Linked DNA regions of Homo sapiens: region 1 is linked to region 2. The links are chromatin loops, found by intact Hi-C in ENCODE. Cell type or tissue: left ventricle myocardium inferior. All regions are shown on one strand. Each heading gives the region's core, and the rest is flanking DNA. Links, peaks and the distances in the headings are about the cores only.

Evidence for each region. Hi-C counts contacts between places; a loop is a spot of excess contacts. Peaks named below come from ENCODE experiments on the same cell type or tissue, not always from the same donor. Only the 100,000 strongest peaks of a DNase experiment are listed, where the experiment ranks them.
Region 1: it touches region 2 in a loop (4-fold over the local background); 4 of 110 quality-filtered maps call a loop at or near these places.

What each region holds. Positions count from the first base shown.
Region 1 is chr18:13,410,882-13,420,164 of GRCh38, reverse strand. The region is part of intron 3 of LDLRAD4 (low density lipoprotein receptor class A domain containing 4); the gene reads right to left. It overlaps LDLRAD4-AS1 (LDLRAD4 antisense RNA 1), which reads left to right. Exons shown (of 4, transcript NR_040031.1): 4 at 1-666. Among named protein-coding and RNA genes, the nearest start is that of LDLRAD4-AS1, 12 kb to the left of the region's middle. In left ventricle myocardium inferior, for the core only: no CTCF peak of the experiment used is centred there; no DNase peak of the experiment used is centred there; H3K4me3 peaks cover 767 bases; H3K27ac peaks cover 4,746 bases.
Region 2 is chr18:13,466,085-13,475,367 of GRCh38, reverse strand. All of the region lies in intron 4 of LDLRAD4 (low density lipoprotein receptor class A domain containing 4), which reads right to left. It overlaps LDLRAD4-AS3 (LDLRAD4 antisense RNA 3), which reads left to right and starts at 4,350. Exons shown (of 2, transcript XR_007066301.1): 1 at 4,350-4,574; 2 at 5,070-5,341. RefSeq lists enhancers at 343-842, 843-1,344. In left ventricle myocardium inferior, for the core only: no CTCF peak of the experiment used is centred there; DNase peaks (open chromatin) are centred at 2,855, 4,037 and 4,618; H3K27ac peaks cover 2,531 bases.

The sequences.
Region 1 (9,283 bases), core at 892-8,891, 56 kb after region 2:
CTTCAATTAAGGCCCGTGTGCTTTATTTTTGTGAAAAATGGAGATGTGAAGACATTCTGTGCTCTGCTAGGCTGTGTCCTGAGAACCCCCCTTTTAAAAAGGTTCTCAGTATTGTAGGTGTCACTTTTTTCCATTATAAATCACAAAATGTAGTAGCCAGTTAACAAGACACAGGTGTTGCTCCCCTGAAAGTGCCTGCAGAATGGTGCCGAGGTCCTCTCCTCACCCATAGCTCTTGGCATGATTTATTCCTGCTGCACGCCTTCCGGGAGGTCCACCAGGCTCACGTCTGTGTCTGTGGAGGTGTGTGTGAACATGTGCACGTGAGGGTACATCCAGTCTTCTACCAGCTAATACGTCAGAGACCACATAATGTTAGGCTGGAAGAGACCCTAAAGGTTATATAAACCAATTCCCTTATTTTAGAGCTGAGAAATTTCAGGTGCAAAGAAGGGAGAGGCTATAACATGGTGGCACTAGAATAAGACTGCCGGGTTTGAATCCTGGTGCAACTACTTATTACCTGTGTGATCTTGGGAAAGTGACTTAACCTTTCTGGGTCACAGTTTGGATACCTATAAACGGCAGATATTAACAGTCTCTATTTGTGTGGATATTTTAACAATAAAATTAAATCATTCACGTAAAGAACTTAAAAGACTCTCAGATAGGTTGTGGTGAGCTATGATTGTACCACTGCACCCCAGCCTCCTGTAGCCTGGGCAAAGGAGCAAGATTGTCTCTAAAAAATAAAAAAAATAAAAATCTCCAAGATAGGTATCAGGTCTGCAAAAGTTTGGACCTAATCATGATCCAAAACTATGGCTTGATGACTTCCAAATTTATTGCTTCCTTTTTTGGATGATCATTTATATGGCACAATATGTTGTAAAATGACACAAAAATTAACATTAACGAGCATACCTCTGGGTTGTAGATGTCTACGTACAGATGTCCTTGTCCCAAAACCTATGTGGATCCCCAACTGCATAGATGCCATTATAGCAAATAATGTTCCCAATAAAATGCAGCAAAGTATAACTAAAAATTTAAGGAACTCCTTCAGACCCTTAATGATTCTATAAATATAGCCCTAAGGTCATTTGTAAAGCCAAGCAAATACATTCCAATTGAAGCACTCACCGCAAGTTTTCATCATTGGTGATAAAAGTACATGAAGTATTCTGTGTCCTAGAATCAAGCCACCACTAAATTCAATCATCTATGTATTCATTTATATAAAATCTCTATTTCCTGGTTTTCAGTCCCTAATGCACAAAGATTTTAAAGGAGGTGAGGCTGGGCTGAAAGCTTCCCAAGGGTGGGAACCAGGTGTGGCGGCTTAGCTTCTATTCTCTGGAGCAATGCTTGGATCTCCATAGGCACTTGCAAATATTTTGGAATGAATGTAGACTGAATAAATAAATGCTTCAGAAACCAAACTTGCAAGCAGTGCCAGCAAATCATAGCTCAAAATATTTGTTCATCAGCTGTTGTTCAAAACTTTGAACTTAGCACACCAAAAATGGTTTATGTGTCACAACATGCAATGTGCCAAAGTGCAGGTTGGTCGAAAGTTGAACACATAAAACCCAAGGGCTGTCTACAGCAACAGGGCCTGCAATGGAATAAAGACCCAGAAGCCAACAGCAGCGAGGCCGGAGACACAGAAAACACAACCAGAGTCTTCAGGGCAGCAACAGGAGATGCAGCTTTAAGGGTCCATCAGGCAGGAAGAACGACCCGGAAGAGGCTTGCCTCAGGCCAGACCCCATGGTATGAACTTGCAAGTCTCAGGGGCGAGGCAGATCAAAGGACTTTGGGTCCCTGGAACCATGAGAGGCTCCCTATAAGGATGGCGCCCAGCCAGGCCCTGAAGGCAGGTGACCAGAAGGGGTGGCAGTGTAGAGCCCTGCCCAGGTGGAGGGGGTACAGAGGAGTTCACTTCTGGCACAACCAGGGTTGAGTTGGGAGTTGGAAGAGAGCCTAATTGAGGAGGAAGCTACAGAGGGAGAAAGGAGCCAGCCTGGGAGGGCCTCAGAGGGCGGGTGGGGAGCGGGAGCTCCAGGGCTCAGTGCGGGTGCAGTGCTGCTGAGCACCTTAAACAGCCCAGCCTCCAGCACTGTCAGCACCTTAAACGAGATGTGAGCCATGTTGCTGGGGAAGCCTCCCACCTCCGGGTCCTCACTTCCTCCGTGGATAAGTGGTGTCTACCAATAGAAACCTGTGCCCAGTGGTTACCAGGGTTTTCATATGGCAAAATGTATATAGCAAAGAAGGTAGATAAAAAGAAACACACACACACAAACCACACACACACACAACACACACACACATTTACCTACAATAAACTGATTGAGCAAAAAGGAATACTGACATCTCCAGGCCACTGTAAGGGAGCATGATTATGTAGTTTGAAAAACAGCAAACTGGCTGGGCGTGGTGGCTCACGCCTGTAATCCCAGCACTTTGGGAGGCCGAGATGGGCGGATCACTAGGTCAGGAGATCGAGACCATCCTGGCTAACACGGTGAAACCCCGTCTCTACTAAAAAATACAAAAAAATTAGCCAGGTGTGGTGGCGGGCGCCTGTAGTCCCAGCTACTTGGAAGGCTGAGGCAGGAGAATGGCGTGAACCCGGGAGGCAGAGCTTGCAGTGAGCCGAGATCGCGCCACTGCACTCCAGCCTGGGTGACAGAGTGAGACTCTGTCTCAAAAAAAAAAAAAAAGAAAAACAGCAAACTAATAAAGCATTGTTCTACTGGCAAATAAATAGAGAGGTTTAGACCACCGCACCAAAGTGAAACAAATCACGTGGTTTTCCTTAAGACCTAACTTTCGCATTGAATTTTTGTATGAGCCTTATGAATTATGGCAGATAAACCTGAAAGAGAAGGAATCAACTTATGCAAACATACTTCTTAAAATAATTTTTCTAACTTTCAGACTTTGGCTGGGTGTATCCCTACTACAGTGAGATGTGAACTCTGGAACCTCTCAAGCTACAAGCCATTCCCCACAGGATTATCTGCCTTCACTTTTCTAATGTAACAACTGCTTTCCAAGGCAGTGTAGCACAGGTGATTAAGAGTGGATACTGCTGCAAGAGTGCCTGGATTTCGAAGCTGGCTCTACTACTTACTGGCTGTGCAATCTTGCGCAAGCCACTTAACCTGTCTGTGGTTCAGTTCCCTTAGCTATAAAAAGGAGACAGAAATAGTACCTACCTCACACGTTGCTATGAGGATTAATTGAAATAATATAAATAGAAAGCACCAAGAATAGTGTGGCACAGAGAGTATTATGTAAGTGTATGCTATAATTATTAATGATACCTTCTATTTTCATAAGTGTTTTTCCCTTTATTAAGAGTTTTGTAAAGGAATTAATCTTGTATAGTTCATACCTGTGTTCTTCCATTGCATAGAGCATAGCTTTTATTTGCTATAGCAAATAACATTTTTGCAAATAGCAAAGAAAATTTTGTTGAATAAATAAATGAGTGAATGAATTCCTATATTACTAGACACGGGCAAAAATGTTTTAAGGTGCCAGCATCATACCAAGAAACACAGATGTCAGAAGTAGACACAGAGCTTTCTTTAAGCCATCATATAATTCAAACGGTGGTTCTCTGCTGAAGCCTGTTTTCACCGTGTGTCTCTATAGCAGAGACGTGATCCCGAGCCCTGCTCACATGCCCAGAGAGATGACGAACCCATTAAGTGAAGGTGGAACCACCAACCACTAAACACAAAGTTCCTGTTATTGTTGGAAAAGGAAACTGGAAACAAAAGCCAGGGTTTCAAAAAGTGACAGTGCTTGGAGGATCTCATGCAAACCACTTAAAAGAAGGGCAAGAACTGGAAGAGGTCTGGGTACCCCACACTTGGCTGGAGAACACAGAATCGTGGGCATTCGCATTTAAAGCTGCACACTCAACCCTCAAAAGGTGCTCCTGGGCATCACTGGGCCCACTTCGCCAAAGGGAAACTGAGGATGATGACTCGCCATAGCTCAGAATAGCCCACGTGTGGCAGAGCTGGACTCAGCAGAGTGAGGACTCCAGTGTCCCCGCCAGCCCGATCTCTTCATGGAAGGTCTGGTCAGCCTGCCCTCAGCCCTGCGCCCTGCAGGGCACTGTGATGACTGGCCAGCACAGCCCACACCAAAGCTCTCCTACGACGCAAGTCACCGCAGAGATGAAGACAGAGCCATGCACGTTCCCCTCCTCTCAACCTCCATCCTGGAAGGCTCTCCCCTGGGACTGAGACACAGCTTCAAAGAAGGAGCCACGTGGGGTACAAGGGCATAGAGGGAGCACCCCTCCGGGCAGCCCAGGCTCCCCACCCACCCTGATGCCTGCTGGGCTGGGACACCGGGCAGCGTGGCCCTGGCTCCAGGCCCTGGCTTTTCCTTGGAGAACTGGAATCCAGTGGGAAAGATGGATATGGCGGACTGCAAGGGTTTGCAAGGGACCGTCCTGGGGGGGTGAGGTTTGCCTCTCTAGTAACCTGGAGGTGTCATCCACTTTGTGTATTAATCCTGGGGGCTCCCCTCAGTACACTACGTACCTGAAACTCTTGGAAACAAGAGCAGCTCCTCAGACAGCCCTAACCACCGGGGAGACAAGTCTGCCTATACAACCAGACTTCCTTTGGTGGGAAAGCACACCTCCCACCCCACACCCACCCTAGAGTAGCCGGGGCCTTGGCCTCAGGGCTGCCACCGCAGCTGTTCAGAAGAGCCACATCATCAGCTCAGGCGCACTATGTGCTATAGACACAGGCACGCAAGCCTCGTCTGTGGGGAAGGGTCGTTAACTGGAGAAAGGTCATACTTCCAGTCTATTACCCACCGTAATGAGCAAATGCAAATGAGAGACCTTTCTCAGGTCATAAGAGACTGTGTGTTTTGGAAACCTGAATAATCCCTTAACTGAGGAGGAAACTCAAGAGGAATAAGCCAGCATTTCTGGGGCTCAGGGCCCTGTGTTGTATTATTCCAGAGACCTCCAGGCAACAGATGCCCCCACAACCAGCCTCCCAGAGTAGCTGAGATTACAGGCATGGACCACACTGCCCAGCCCAGCTGTACTCTCACAGAAAGAAGATATAAAACTTCTTGGAAAAACTTACTAAAGAATGCAAATTACTACACAGCAATCTTTAGGTATCTGTAAGCACTGGACATCTCCAGTTTGAACCACAGACAAATGTCAATTATCCAAGGTCATGCATGAAAACAGTACCAAGAGTGGTTGCCCAAAAAACACTTCCATAGGCTTTGCAAAGAGTCTGTTTTAATACTTCGCTTGGCATACAGATGTGTCTGATAATCAGGGAGTTTACTGCCTGGCAAATAATGAAGCCACCCTAAGAAGGTCTACACAGTCCAAGGACAGAAGGGCGTGTGGGCTTCTCCTTCTCGAGCTCCCCACCCTTTCCTGCTGAGGACAGCAAGGGCAGGTGTCTGCAAGCCAGCCTCCTCCCTCACCATCCCTGTCCTGAGGAGATAATGAGTCCTTTTGGTTTAATGGACCTCCTGCTGGGCTGCAGCAAACACAGAAATGCAAAAGTAAGAAAGAAACTGTAATTTGTGACAATGGGGGACTTTAGCATATTCTCCAGTTAATCGTGTAATTAGTAAATGGAAACATGACTCCTCTTTGTAAAATTCAAATTCCACAGCCTGGCATCAAATGCACTCCAGTGTCTGGGTCCTGCCTGTCCTCTGGCCTCTAAGTGACAGTGACAATAGAGATGCCAACTGCATGAGGAAGGTACTGAACTGTACATTCACTGGCCCACTTAGTGCAATGAGGTGGGTATCAGTAACCCCATCCTACAAGGATGAAACGGGCTCCAAGAGGTCATGTGACTTGCCCAAAGCAACAAAGCCAAGCAATGGTGGGGATGGAGGCATCTCCCAAGGATGCCTGGCCCCAAGGCCCACCTGCTGTCCCTTCAACCAAGAGTCTTGCCTGCTAAGGCAGGCACCCCAAGATGTTCATCTCTGGATTTCATTTGTGCCTGGCACAAAACGAGGCATGAGGTAGACCTCCACTACAAATTTTGGAACAAAGCATGGTGGACTATAGTGCACCTCTGGTTTGAGAAAATATGTCCAGCACACCACCAGAGCAACACCATCCACTTATTTAATGATCACAAACAAGAAAACCTCGGGTATGGGTAGAAACGCAGGTACTCTCTTATAATTATTTCTTTTCCCAGTGATTTAAAAAAAAATTTTTTTTTTTTAATTTCTGGAGTTTCTCTATGTTGCATGGGCTGCACTCCTACTCCTGGGCTCAAGCACTCCTCTGCCTCAGCTTCCCACAGTCGCTGAGATTACAGGCGTGTGCCACCCCGCCCAGCCCAACCATACTCTCTCCTAGAAAGAAGATATAAAACTTCTTGGAAAAACTTACTAAAGAATGCAAATCACTACACAGCAATCGTTAGGTCACTGCAAACACTGGACATCCAGTAAATGTTGACAGTTGACTGAATGATTGAATAGAATTCCCAGACGTTTAAAGACATAATTTCCGTACTCAATTGAAGACATTATCCCTTTTCCCAAATCACATTCTACCAGGCTGTTTCTGTCAAATACAGTGTTCTTGAAAAATTACTGCAAGTGCCTGGTCAGAGACCTGAGGCCTCGATTGATCACACTATGAGATGAGGTTAAACGGAGCAATTCAATTTACAAAGATATTGATGCATGTTTAAAAATACTGTGATAGAAACTTCCGCAGAAGCTCACATTTACTTTGTCAGAATTCTCTATCAGCTTAAACACAAAATAGCCGGAATTTACGAACAGTTGACCAATTACATGTCAGTGAGTAGTGAACACGTACAGTGATATTTCTTGCCAAGCACTGAAACCTCCTTCCCTCCCCACTTGATAGGTCTGTGGGAAAGGGAGTGCCTTTGCAACAGAAAACGCAGATACAAGCACAGCACTGGATTCCAACCTTCCTTACAGCCAAGCACAGTCATGCGACCCAAGCTCCACTCAAAGCACCATCCTGGGCTTGACGTGGCACTGGAAACATGAGAAGACAGCAAGGCTCAAGAGGAGCCCTTCCTGCTGGTGGTGGCTGTTGCCTGCAAGAAGAATCCTGACTGATGCACAGCCTTGCTGTGATCCTGTCAGGTCACACACGCTGCCCTTACTACGTACCAGGAGAAGGAAGCAGCGCATCCAGGAAGCTCAGGACAGTCTTCAACTATGAACTTCTCAGCTCGGTTCATAGATCAATAAAAATTTGAGAAGCTGCTGGGAGCAAAGTGATCGTCCATAAGATCATGTACAAATTGGTACATTAAGTGCTCAGTTCATTCGTTCACTTACGGAGCGCCTACTGGCTGCCGGGTGCTATTCTAAGACACTGGGGCTTCAAAAACAAGGAAGACAAAAATCCATGCCCTCCAAGAGCTCATAATCTAGAAATGCTAACAGGTAAACAAATCCTTTTCTCACCACCGTAATTATATAGCTAGTTCAGTCCACCTGCCCTGCTGGAGTGGAGGCCCATAAAGTCGGGGACCCTGTCTGAACCTTCACTGCTGTCTCTCTAGTTCCTCATGTACCTAGTCCATAATAGGCACTTGATCAATATCATATGAATGGATGAGAGAGAAGTGAATGAATCTCATTCATTCAAATAGAAACACCATGGTAAATGTTATAATAGAGAAATATGGAACCTTATGATAATACTTCTTTATAAGGGAGATATTAGCTGACCTGAGTGCTGAAAATGAGCAGAAATTTTTCAGAGAGAAAAGAAAGATAAGGATACTTTAAGAGCTGGAAAGAACAGAGGCTGGGTGTAAAGGACATGTCATGCTCTAGGAATAGTAGGCAGTGTGATGGGGCCAGAGATTACATATGAGGAAGTAGCAGACAATGCAGTAACTGAGGCAAAGTCATGCCACTGATCTGACTACTGTCAAAGAGTTAGGGAATTGCCCTGAGCAAATACTAACTTCAGAACTCAGTGCAGGCCAGGCGTGATGGCTCATCCCTGTAATCTCAACACTTGGGAGGCTGAGGTGGGAGGATCACTTGAGTCCAGGAGTTTGAGACCAGCCTGGGCAACATAGTGAGACCCTATCTCTACCAAACAATTTTTTTAATTAGCTGGGCATTGGTGATGTGCACCTGTAATCAGCTACTCAAGAGGCTGGGGTGGGAGGACTGCTTGAGCCCAGGAGGTCAAGGCTACAGTGAGCCATGATTGCCCCACTGCACTCCAGCCTGGAAAACAGAGTAAGACTCTGTCTCAAAGAAACAAAAAAGAACTTGGGTGCAGACTACTGGGTTGGGTCTCATGATGGCAATTTCAACAAAAGTATCTGTATTATTCTGTTCTCACACTGCTAATAAAGACATAACAGGGACTGGATAATTTATAAAGGAAAGAGGTTTAATGGACTCACAGTTCCACATGGCTGGGGAGGCCTCACAATCATGGCTGAAGGCAAATGAGGAGCAAAGTCACGTCTTACCTGGTAGCAGGCAAGAGAGCGTGTGCAGGGGAACTGCCCTTTATAAAACCATCAGATCACATGAGACTTATTCACTATCATGAGAACAGCATAGGAAAGACTCATCCCTGTGATTCAATTACCTCCAACTGGGTCCCTCTCACGACAGGTGGGAATTATGGAAACTACAATTCAAGATGAGATTTGGGTAAGGACACAGCCAAACCATATCAGTATCCAAGTAAAATACTTGGAAGTAGTAACATATTAGTCTAATAGCAAATGCTTTGTTCAAGCATTTGTTAAGCACTTACGGCAAAACTATGAGATAAGCATACTAACAAAAGATGATTTTGCTCTTAGGACTCTATAGAGGCACTTTTTTTTCTTTCTTTTTTTTTTTTTTGAGACAGGGTCTGGTTCTGTCACCCAGGTTGAAGTGCAGTGGCACAATCTCAGCTCACTTCAAACTTCACCTCCCAGACTCAGGTGATCCTCCTACCTCAGCTTCCCAAGTAGCTGGGAATACAGGTGCATGCCACAACACCCAGCTAAATGTTTGTATTTTTAGTAGAGACGGGATTTTGCTATGTTGCCCAGGCTGGTCTTAAACTCCTGGATGCAAGCAATCCACCCGCCTCAGTCTCCCAAAGTGCTGGGATTATAGGCGTAAGCCACCGCACCTGGCCCGTATTGATACTTATAATAACTAACTGCCATCTTCTCTGGTGGCCATGAGAATGCACCCCATGGACCTTCAACTGGAGGGGCAGCCA
Region 2 (9,283 bases), core at 455-8,454:
ATTCCTGGAGCCTAGGAGATCAAAGCTGCAGTGAACCAGCCTTGAGCTCCTGGGCTCCAGGGATCCTGTTGTCTCCGGGCCACAGAGTGAGACATCTCTTAAAACAAAACAAAAAACAGAGCCACCACTGTGAATCTGGCATTCCTCATACTGGGAGAAAGAATTGTTTAACCTAAGTGAAAAAGATCTAGTGAGGAAAGTGCCAAGCACAGACTGAAAACAGCAAACTTAACGTTTGCACCCTTGAGGCTCCTGTCTGCTCCACTTCCCTCTGGAGTCACGTCAACACTGGATGTGACTAAGGCTTCTTTGGGTGCTTCCCAGCAATCAAGAGGAGCCACCCCAGACCCAGGGCAAGCACCCTCAGGCCCCAAACTGTGGCTCCTGGGAGCCCATGGCATTTGTCTATGACCCATAAACCATCTTAACCCCAGATAAGCAGGACTCAGCTCATGCTAAACCATGAGGAATCCTCCACCAACCCCAGCACCTGTAGCCCCTGGGCCGCACATTTCCTGGGTCAGCCTGAGTCCTCTCTAACTGCCACCCAAAAATCCCGAGTCAGACATAGCCATCCTAACCTCGGGAGACAAAGACCTTTTGTTGTTTGTTGTTGTTGTCTTTGAGACAAGGTGCCAGGTAGGTGTGGGGTAGAATCAACTCTACTTCTGGAGTCTCCAGACACTCTCATGATCTGCACCTGTGGCCCCTCTCCCTCTGGCCAGGCACTGGCTTCACTTCCATCCCAGTTCCTCTGCTCCCCTGCAGACCATCCTCTGGGTCCAGGAGGAAGGGAGCAAGACCCACCTGGCCCCGAAGTCCTCACTGGGGTATCAGGACTGCTGCACTGGCCACACCATCACTTTCTGTCCTGCATGGAGGGAGCAATGGCTTGGATCTGCACCCAGTGGGCTGGAAGCCGCTTCCCAATGTTGCTTCCATTTGAATCTGACACGTGTCTAACTCCTGAGGTTGGGATGGATATGTCTGACTCAGGGTTTTTGCAGGCTGACCTAGGAAATGTGCAGCCCAAGGGCTGCAGGGGCTGGGCTGGTTGAGGATTCCTCACGGCTTAGCGGCTGTATTAGTCTGTTCTTACACTGCTATCAAAAATACCTGAAACTGGGTAATTTATATTAAAAAAGAGGTTTAACTGGCTCACAGTTCTGCAGGGGCCTGTACAGGAAGCATAGTGGCTTCTGCCTCTGGGGAAGCCTCAGGAAGCTTCCAATCATGGCGAAGGCAAAGGGGGAGCAAGCACATCTTAATGGCTAATGCAGGAGAGAAAGAGCACGAGGCGGGTTCTGCACACTTTCAAACAACCGAACCTCATGAGAACTCACTACCACGACAACAGCACCAAACAGATGGTGCTAAGTCATTCACAAGAAACCACCCCCATGGTCCAACCACCTCCTACCAGACTCCACTTTCAATGCTGAGGATTACAATTCAGCAACAGATCTGGTGGGACACAGAGCCAAACCACATCAGCAAGAGCATGGGTCCTATTTGTCTGGGGTTAAGGTGGTTCCTGGATCAGAGACAAATGCCACAGGCTCTCAGGAACTTCACTTTGGGGCCTGAGGTTGCGTCTCTCAAAAAGAAAGTGTTTGAATTTGGATCTGGTGTATAAGCCCCGCCCCTGTATAATATGTATATTATAAATATATATAAAATGTAAACGTTATATATATATATATATATATATATATATATATATATATATATGAGATGGGATCTTACTGTGCTGCCCAGACTGGAGTGTAGTGACACGATCATAGCTCACTGCAGCCTCCAACTGGGCTCAAGCAAGCCTCCCACCTCAGCCTCCTGAGTAGCTGGGACTACTGCAGATGCATCACTACACCCAGCTAATTTTTACTTTTTGTAGAGACTCAAACTCCTGGCCTTAAGCTATCATCCTGCCTCAGCTTCCCAAAGTGCTGGGATTACAGGCATGAGCCACAGTGCCCAGCCCCCACTAGGTTTTTGAATCTGTCTGGCTGTGATATGATTTTCATGCAGAAACACCTAGACTATGGGATAAATGCCTACAATAAACAACTAGAGAAGCTGGAGATGGGATGAAGAATCCAGGCCACGTGCTCTTTCTTACCCTTGTGGGATTTTTGCCTGGGCAAGAAGAAGACACATTTTTAATGTCTCTGTTTTGAAATGAACATAACTCACCTGATGTATGATCTTTAGGTTATAATTAGGTTTGCTTTTTCTGTGAACTATATTCTGCCTTCAAATGCTTCAATCCATCTGATGTGCTGGCAGGCGGGGGCGGGGGGTTCTCAGTGTATTCCCATAAAGTATTTTCATTTCAGTTGAGAAGATTAATTAATGTTGACTTCTACAAACAAATGCTGTTCAGAGAATGATAATGACATACTGAGATGATGAGTAAAGAATTAACACTATCTTCTAACGTTTGCAAAAGACAGACATAAACACTACCACAAAATGTTCTCTACACATTACTCAAGAAAAAGAGGTACGTGTTTGCTCAGATGTGCTCGCTGTTAACTATGAAACCTGTCCCTTTCTACCCAGTGAAAACAAACAAGGAGTATGTTTGTGAAGCAAGATTATTCATGAGAATAGAACATTCTGCAGTGTATTAACCAGGGACCTCTGTGATGTGTAAATGAAATCATTTTATTGCACTTGACCTTAAACTGTCTCTCCGTAACCTTTCTGCCAACATTAAGGCCAAGTAGGTGCAAATTAAGGTAAGAAGACAGAGTGGATGGGAGTGGGTGGGTGAACAGGACAGAGGAGGCCGCCAGGTGGATTTCTCATTGGCGGAGAGGACGCCCAAACCCTCAGACCTGGCACCCAGCCTGGACAGGGTCGGGATCCTGCAGGCTCCACGGAGCAGCCCCTTTGTTTGTATTCTAATGTGTTTTGCAGCACAGAACAGAAGCTGCACTGTTATGCTGGAGCATTTCATGAACCTCAAGTCTTTTATCTGAAATCAAAGCTTAAATGACTTCTTTTATCTGCTGGCTCGTGGGCCAGCCCCGTCCAGTGGCTGAATGAAAAGGAGGAAGGCCAGTGCTGTCCCATTTGCAGGCTTCAATGAGCTCGACAGCCCTGGGATCTCAGAGAGCAGAGAGCTGATCTGGTTGCAGGGACTTCAAAGACAACAGGCGCAGGAGCCCACACTGCCTCAGACTGGCCATGGCCAAGCCCCGGCTGGATGGCACAATGCGAGGCCTTCCCTGACGGCCAGGCCCGTCCACCCTCGGTCTGGGGAGGGGGTTGGCTGGGAGGTGGGCAGCGTCTTCCAGTGGTGAAGATGAAGTCACCCAAACGAAACCCTTCTGCCTACAATTAAGAGTGCAGTTTCTCTGCACAGAAGGTGGAAATCGTGTTTTTATGACCAGAGCTTCCTTCTTCCCATGACTTCCCCTTATAAGATTGTGTCTTCTCTGGGAACAATTAGATATTAATTATGCGGTAAATGCTTTTTATAGTGCCAAAGATTCTATATATGCCTGAAAGAAAATAAAATAAAACAAACAACACTGTTCTTCAAGAAAAATGGAGTCTCACCGGTGAGCAATTCTTATGAAACAGGAGAATTTGGCTTGGCAGAAGCCACGGGGCCATCCCAGGTACCACTGTGAGCTGCTCCATCCTGCCTCCGGCACCTCCTCTTCACCCGGCACCTCCTTGTGCCATCCCGAGGCCGTCATCCCTCCACCCTCCCCAGCTCCACGGAGCCCTCCAGTGCTCCAGGCCACTGACTCTCCGAGTGGGTCCCTGAACCAGCAGCATCAGCATTACTCTCTGCAAACTTGTCAGAAATGCAAATTCTCAGAACACCCCAGACCTTCTGAATCTCAGGACAGTGACCGGATGTACAAGAGTTGGAGAACCAGTGCCTGGGCCTTTTCTTCCCCTCTTCTCTCCATTACGAAAGAAAAACAATGCTACATCCCTTCCAGTGGGGAGCCCATGCGCACTGTGACACGCTGTGCTGTGTGCATTCCACCGCCACTTCTGCTCAGTGTCCCGACACAGCAGACAGTGAGAGCAGCAGGACAGGGCAAAGGTACAGCCAGTGCTCACGCTGCTGTGATCTACACACAGCCTCAGCCAGACCCAGCGCATGGGTCTAACTCTCAGGTATCTATTCAGACATGGTCTCACGGAGGGCCAGGCAGCCTTGGGGCCCAATCACAAGCCAGTTAGAAAGGCCACGGAGTACAACAATCACTGGTTAATGATGTCATAACACTTTGAGTGCTGCCTACTAATTATGACATCATTAACAATCTCCAGCACTTTGCAAAGAGATCCCCAAGTTTGCTCTTTCACCCACAGTAAAGACACTCCCACACTTTGTCTACAAACGAGCTTCTTTTCACCAGGGCAGCCTGGGCGTGGAGAGGTGAATGCAGCTGCAGTGGCCGGTGGAGAGGGAGAGGGCGGTTACCAGGGCCACAAAGACCCCTGCTAGGCATTGCGTCCTAACAGGGGTCTTTGTGGGCACTCTGCTTGCCCAAGACACTGGGGAGAAGTGGAAGTTGAGAGCAGGGCAGCGCATGGGGAGTGAGGTCAGTGCTGTGTGTGGCTGAGGAGGGTGGCTGGGATCTGGGGAAGCAGAACTGACCCCAGCAGACACCCTTGCACCCTCATCCAGGCCCATACCAGAGCAGGAAGGCGGGAGTGCCATGACCAGAGGGTCAGCGATCCACTTCCCGCAACACATCCCAGCATGTGCCTCTGACTGACAGTGACTGACTCACTAACTCAATCAACAAACATGCCTAGAGCTCATACTAGATGCCAGACAGGGGCAGGGTGACTTCCTACACATCTCACAGGGCTCAGGGCTCCAGGACATTGGCTATTTTGCTGTGGCAGACATGAATTACGTGCCACAAGGATGGTGGCCAAGTGCTGGGTTGGTGAGGTGCCGGCGGAAGGATGAGAATCCACATCTCAACCTGACAGTATGATTTTCTAACCATCCTTATACACACTTCCAAAGTGCTGAAAACTTTATTTCCTCATGAAACACAACCATTCATGAGAGATTAAACTTGCAGGTGAGAAAATACGCAGGAAACACTTATTTCTCTATGAAAATATGAGTCTGAAGAAAGTCAAGAGACTCTACAAACATTTCTGCAGCCCTCTATTGGAGATTTGCAAAGGTCTGCATGTGCACCCCTTTGGATGTCAAGGGCTTACTGAATACCATTTCCACACGGTCTATCGCTATGTCAAAGGGCAACTGCTCCACCATCATTTCTGATCCACAGACCTGTTAGATGTTAGTCTGGAGAAGGAGAAATAAAACTCAATGTTGTTAATTGCACTCCAAATAGTCCCACGATTTTTTCTAACTTTTTATTGTAGTAAAATATATATAACAAATGTTGCCACTTTAATCATTATTAGATTTATTTTTAGAGATGGAGTCTCACTATGTTGCCCAGGCCAGCCTCCAAATCCCTGGCTCAAAGAATCCTCCCTCTTCAGCCTCCCAGTAACTGAGACACAATTCAGTGGTGTTACTAACATTTGCACTGTTGTGCAACTGTCACCACCATCCATTTCCAAATCTCTTCCCTGAACACAAAACTCTGTAACCATCAAGCAGTAAAGTCTCAATTCTTCCCTCCTCCAAGCTCCTGGTAACCTCTAATCCACTTCCTGTCTCTCTGACCTTGTGTATGCTAGATATTTCATATAAGCAGTATCATATATTTGTCATATCTTATATTTTAGTCACTGGCTTATTCCACTTAGCATAATGTTTTCCAAGGTTCATCCAAACTTCATTCCTTTTTATGGCTGAGTAATATTTCATCACGTGTATATACCACATTTTTTATCTCTTCATCAGTTGATAGACTTGTAAGTTATTTCCACTCTCTGGCCATTGTGAATAATGCTGTAATGAACAGTGGGTACAAATATCTGTTCCGGTCCTTGTTTTCAATTATTTTGGTTGTACACCTGGGAGTGGAATTGTTGCATCATATGGTAATTGTATGTTTAACTTGTAGAGAAACCATCAAACTGTTTTCCATAGTAGCTGCATCGTTGTAAACTCCTATCAGTAATAAAAAGGGGTTCCAATTTCTCCACATCTTTGCCAATGCTTGTTATTTTCTGATTTTTAAAATCATAACCCCTCTGGTAGGTGTGAAGTGGTATCTCATTGTGGTTTTGATTTTCCTTTCTCAAATAACTAAGAATACTTGGTATGTTTTCATTTGTTTATTGGTCATTGCATATCTTCTTTGGATAAATGTCTATTTAAGCCCTTTGCCCATTTTTGTGTTTGGTTATTTGTCCTTTTGTTGTTGAGTCTTTTAGTAGTTCTTTTTTTATTATTATTATACTTTAAGTTTTAGGGTACATGTGCACAATGTGCAGGTTAGTTACATATGTATACACGTGCCATGTTGGTGTGCTGCACCCATTAACTCGTCATTTAACATTAGGTATATCTCCTAATGCTATCCCTCCCCCCTCCCCCCACCCCACAACAGGCCCCGGTGTGTGATGTTCCCCTTCCTGTGTCCATGTCTTCTCATTATTCAATTCCCACCTATGAGTGAGAACATGCAGTGTTTGGTTTTTTGTCCTTGCAATAGTTTGCTGAGAATGATGGTTTCCAGCTTCATCCATGTCCCTACAAAGGACATGAACTCATCATTTTTTATGGCTGTATAGTATTCCATGGTGTATATGTGCCACATTTTCTTAATCCAGTCTATCGTTGTTGGACATTTGGGTTGGTTCTAAGTCTTTGCTATTGTGAATAGTGCCGCAATAAACATACATGTGCATGTGTCTTTATAGCAGCATGATTTATATTCCTTTGGGTATACACCCAGTAATGGGATTGCTGGGTCAAATGGTATTTCTAGTTCTAGATCCTTGAGGAATCGCCACACTGACTTCCACAATGGTTGAACTAGTTTACAGTCCCACCAACAGTGTAAAAGTGTTCCTATTTCTCCACATCCTCTCCAGCACCTGTTGTTTCCTGACTTTTTAATGATCGCCATTCTGACTGGTGTGGGATGGTATCTCATTGGGGTTTTGATTTGCAGTCCTTTATATATTCTGAATAATAAGCCTTCATCAGATAAATGACTTGCAAATATTTTCTCCCATTTTGTAGGATGTCTTTTTACTCTCTTAATAATGTCTTTGGATGCACACAAGTCTTTCATTTTGATAAAGTCAAATTTATCTGTTTTTTTTTCTTTTGTTGTTCATACTTTGGGTGTTATAGCTAAGAATCCACTGCCATATCCAACATCATGAAAACTTACCCCTATGTTTTCTCCTACGAATTTTATGCTCTTGGCTCTTAAATGTAAGTCGTTGATACATTTCAAGCTAATTTTTGTACCTGATATGAGATAGGGTCCAACTCCCTTCTTTTGATGCAGGAACCCAGTTGCCCCAGCATCATTTGTTGAAAAGACTATTCTTTCCCATTAAATGGACTTGGAGCCCTTATCAAAAATCATCCAATCATCCAGCCATAGCTGTGTGGATGTCCGGACTCTCAGTTCTCTTCATAGGTCTATGCATCTATCCTGAAGTCCACGCCACACCGTGTTGATTACAGTACTTTTGTAAATTTTGAAACTGGGAAGTGTGAGTCCTCTGACTTTGTTCTTTCTCAAGAGTGTGTTGGCTGTAAGGTGTGCCTTGAAATTCTATATGAATCTTAAGATCAGCTTTTGCAAAAGTGAAAGGCTGTTAGAATTTTGATAGGGATTGTATTGCATCTGTAGATGGCTTTAGGTAGTATTTATGTGTTAGCTATACTAAGTCTTCTTACCCATGAATATGGAACGTCTTTCCATTTAATTAGGTATTCTTTAATTTCTTTCAGCAATATTTTGTATTGTTTTCAGTGTACAAATCTTTCTTCCTGGGTTAAATTTACTTCTAGGTATTTTATTCTTTTAGAGCTAATTTAAATGAAATGACTTTGTTAATTTCCTTTTCAGATTGTTCATGGCACATGTATAGAAACACACTTGATTTTTGCATGTTGATGTTGTTCCCAGCAATTCTGCTGAATTCATCTATTTGTTCTAGTAGCTTTCTTGTGGCATCTCGGAGATACTCTATACATAAGATCATGTCATTTTTGAACAGGGATAGTTTTCATTCTTTTCTTTGCAATTGGATGCCTTTTATTTCTTTTTCTTGTCTAGTTGCTCTGGCTAGAACCTGGAGTACAATGTTGAACAGCATTGGTAAAAGTGGGTATCCTCTCTTGTTCCTTGTCTTAGGGTTTAAAGCTTTCACCACTGAGTATGGTATTAGTAGGTTTTTCATAAATACCCTGCTATAGACTGAATGTTTGTGCCCCACTACAACTCACATGTTGAAACCTAATTACCAATGTGAGGATATTAGGAAGTGGAGCCTTCAGGAGGTGATTAGGTCATGAGGGCGGAGCCCTCATAAATGGGATTAGTGTCCTTATAAAAGAGATCCCAGAGAGCTGGCTGGCCCCTTCCACCATGTGAAGATATAACAAGAATGTTCCATCTATGAACCAGGAAACAGGCCCCCACCAGACACAGAATCTGGTGGTGCCCCGATCTCAGACTTCCGACCTCCAGAACAATGAGAAATAAACCTCTGTTGTTTACAGGCCACCTCGTATATGGTATTTTGTTAGAGGCACCCAGCTGGACGAGGACATGCCTTTTATCTTGTTGAAGAAGTTCCTTCTATTTCTAGGTTTTTGTGTGTTTTTATAATCAAAGAAGGTTAAGAGTTTGTCAAATGCCTTTTCTGTGTCTATTGAGAAGATCTCATTTTTTTTCTTTCATTCTATAAATGTGGTATATTATATTGTTTGATTTTCCTTTTTTTTTTTTTTTTGGTGAAACAAGGTCTCACTCTGTGACCCAGGCTGGAGTGCACTGGCATGATCACAGCTCACTGCAGCCTCAACCTCTTAGGCTCAGGTGATCCTCCCACCTCAGCCTCCCAAGTAGCTGGGACCAAAGGGACCCGCCACCACCCCCAGCTAATTTTGTATTTTTTGTAGAAACAGGCTTTTGCCATGTTGCCCAGGTTAGTCTTGAACTCCTGGGTTCAAATGATCTGCCCACCTCAGCCTCCCAAAGTGCTGGGATTACAGGCCTGAGCCACCGTGCCCAGGCCTGATTTTCTTATGTTGAACAATTCCATTATCCCTGAAAGAGACAACTAATTGCAAACTATGTGTTACTATATGAAAATTATGCTCGGAGCACCATTTTAAAGA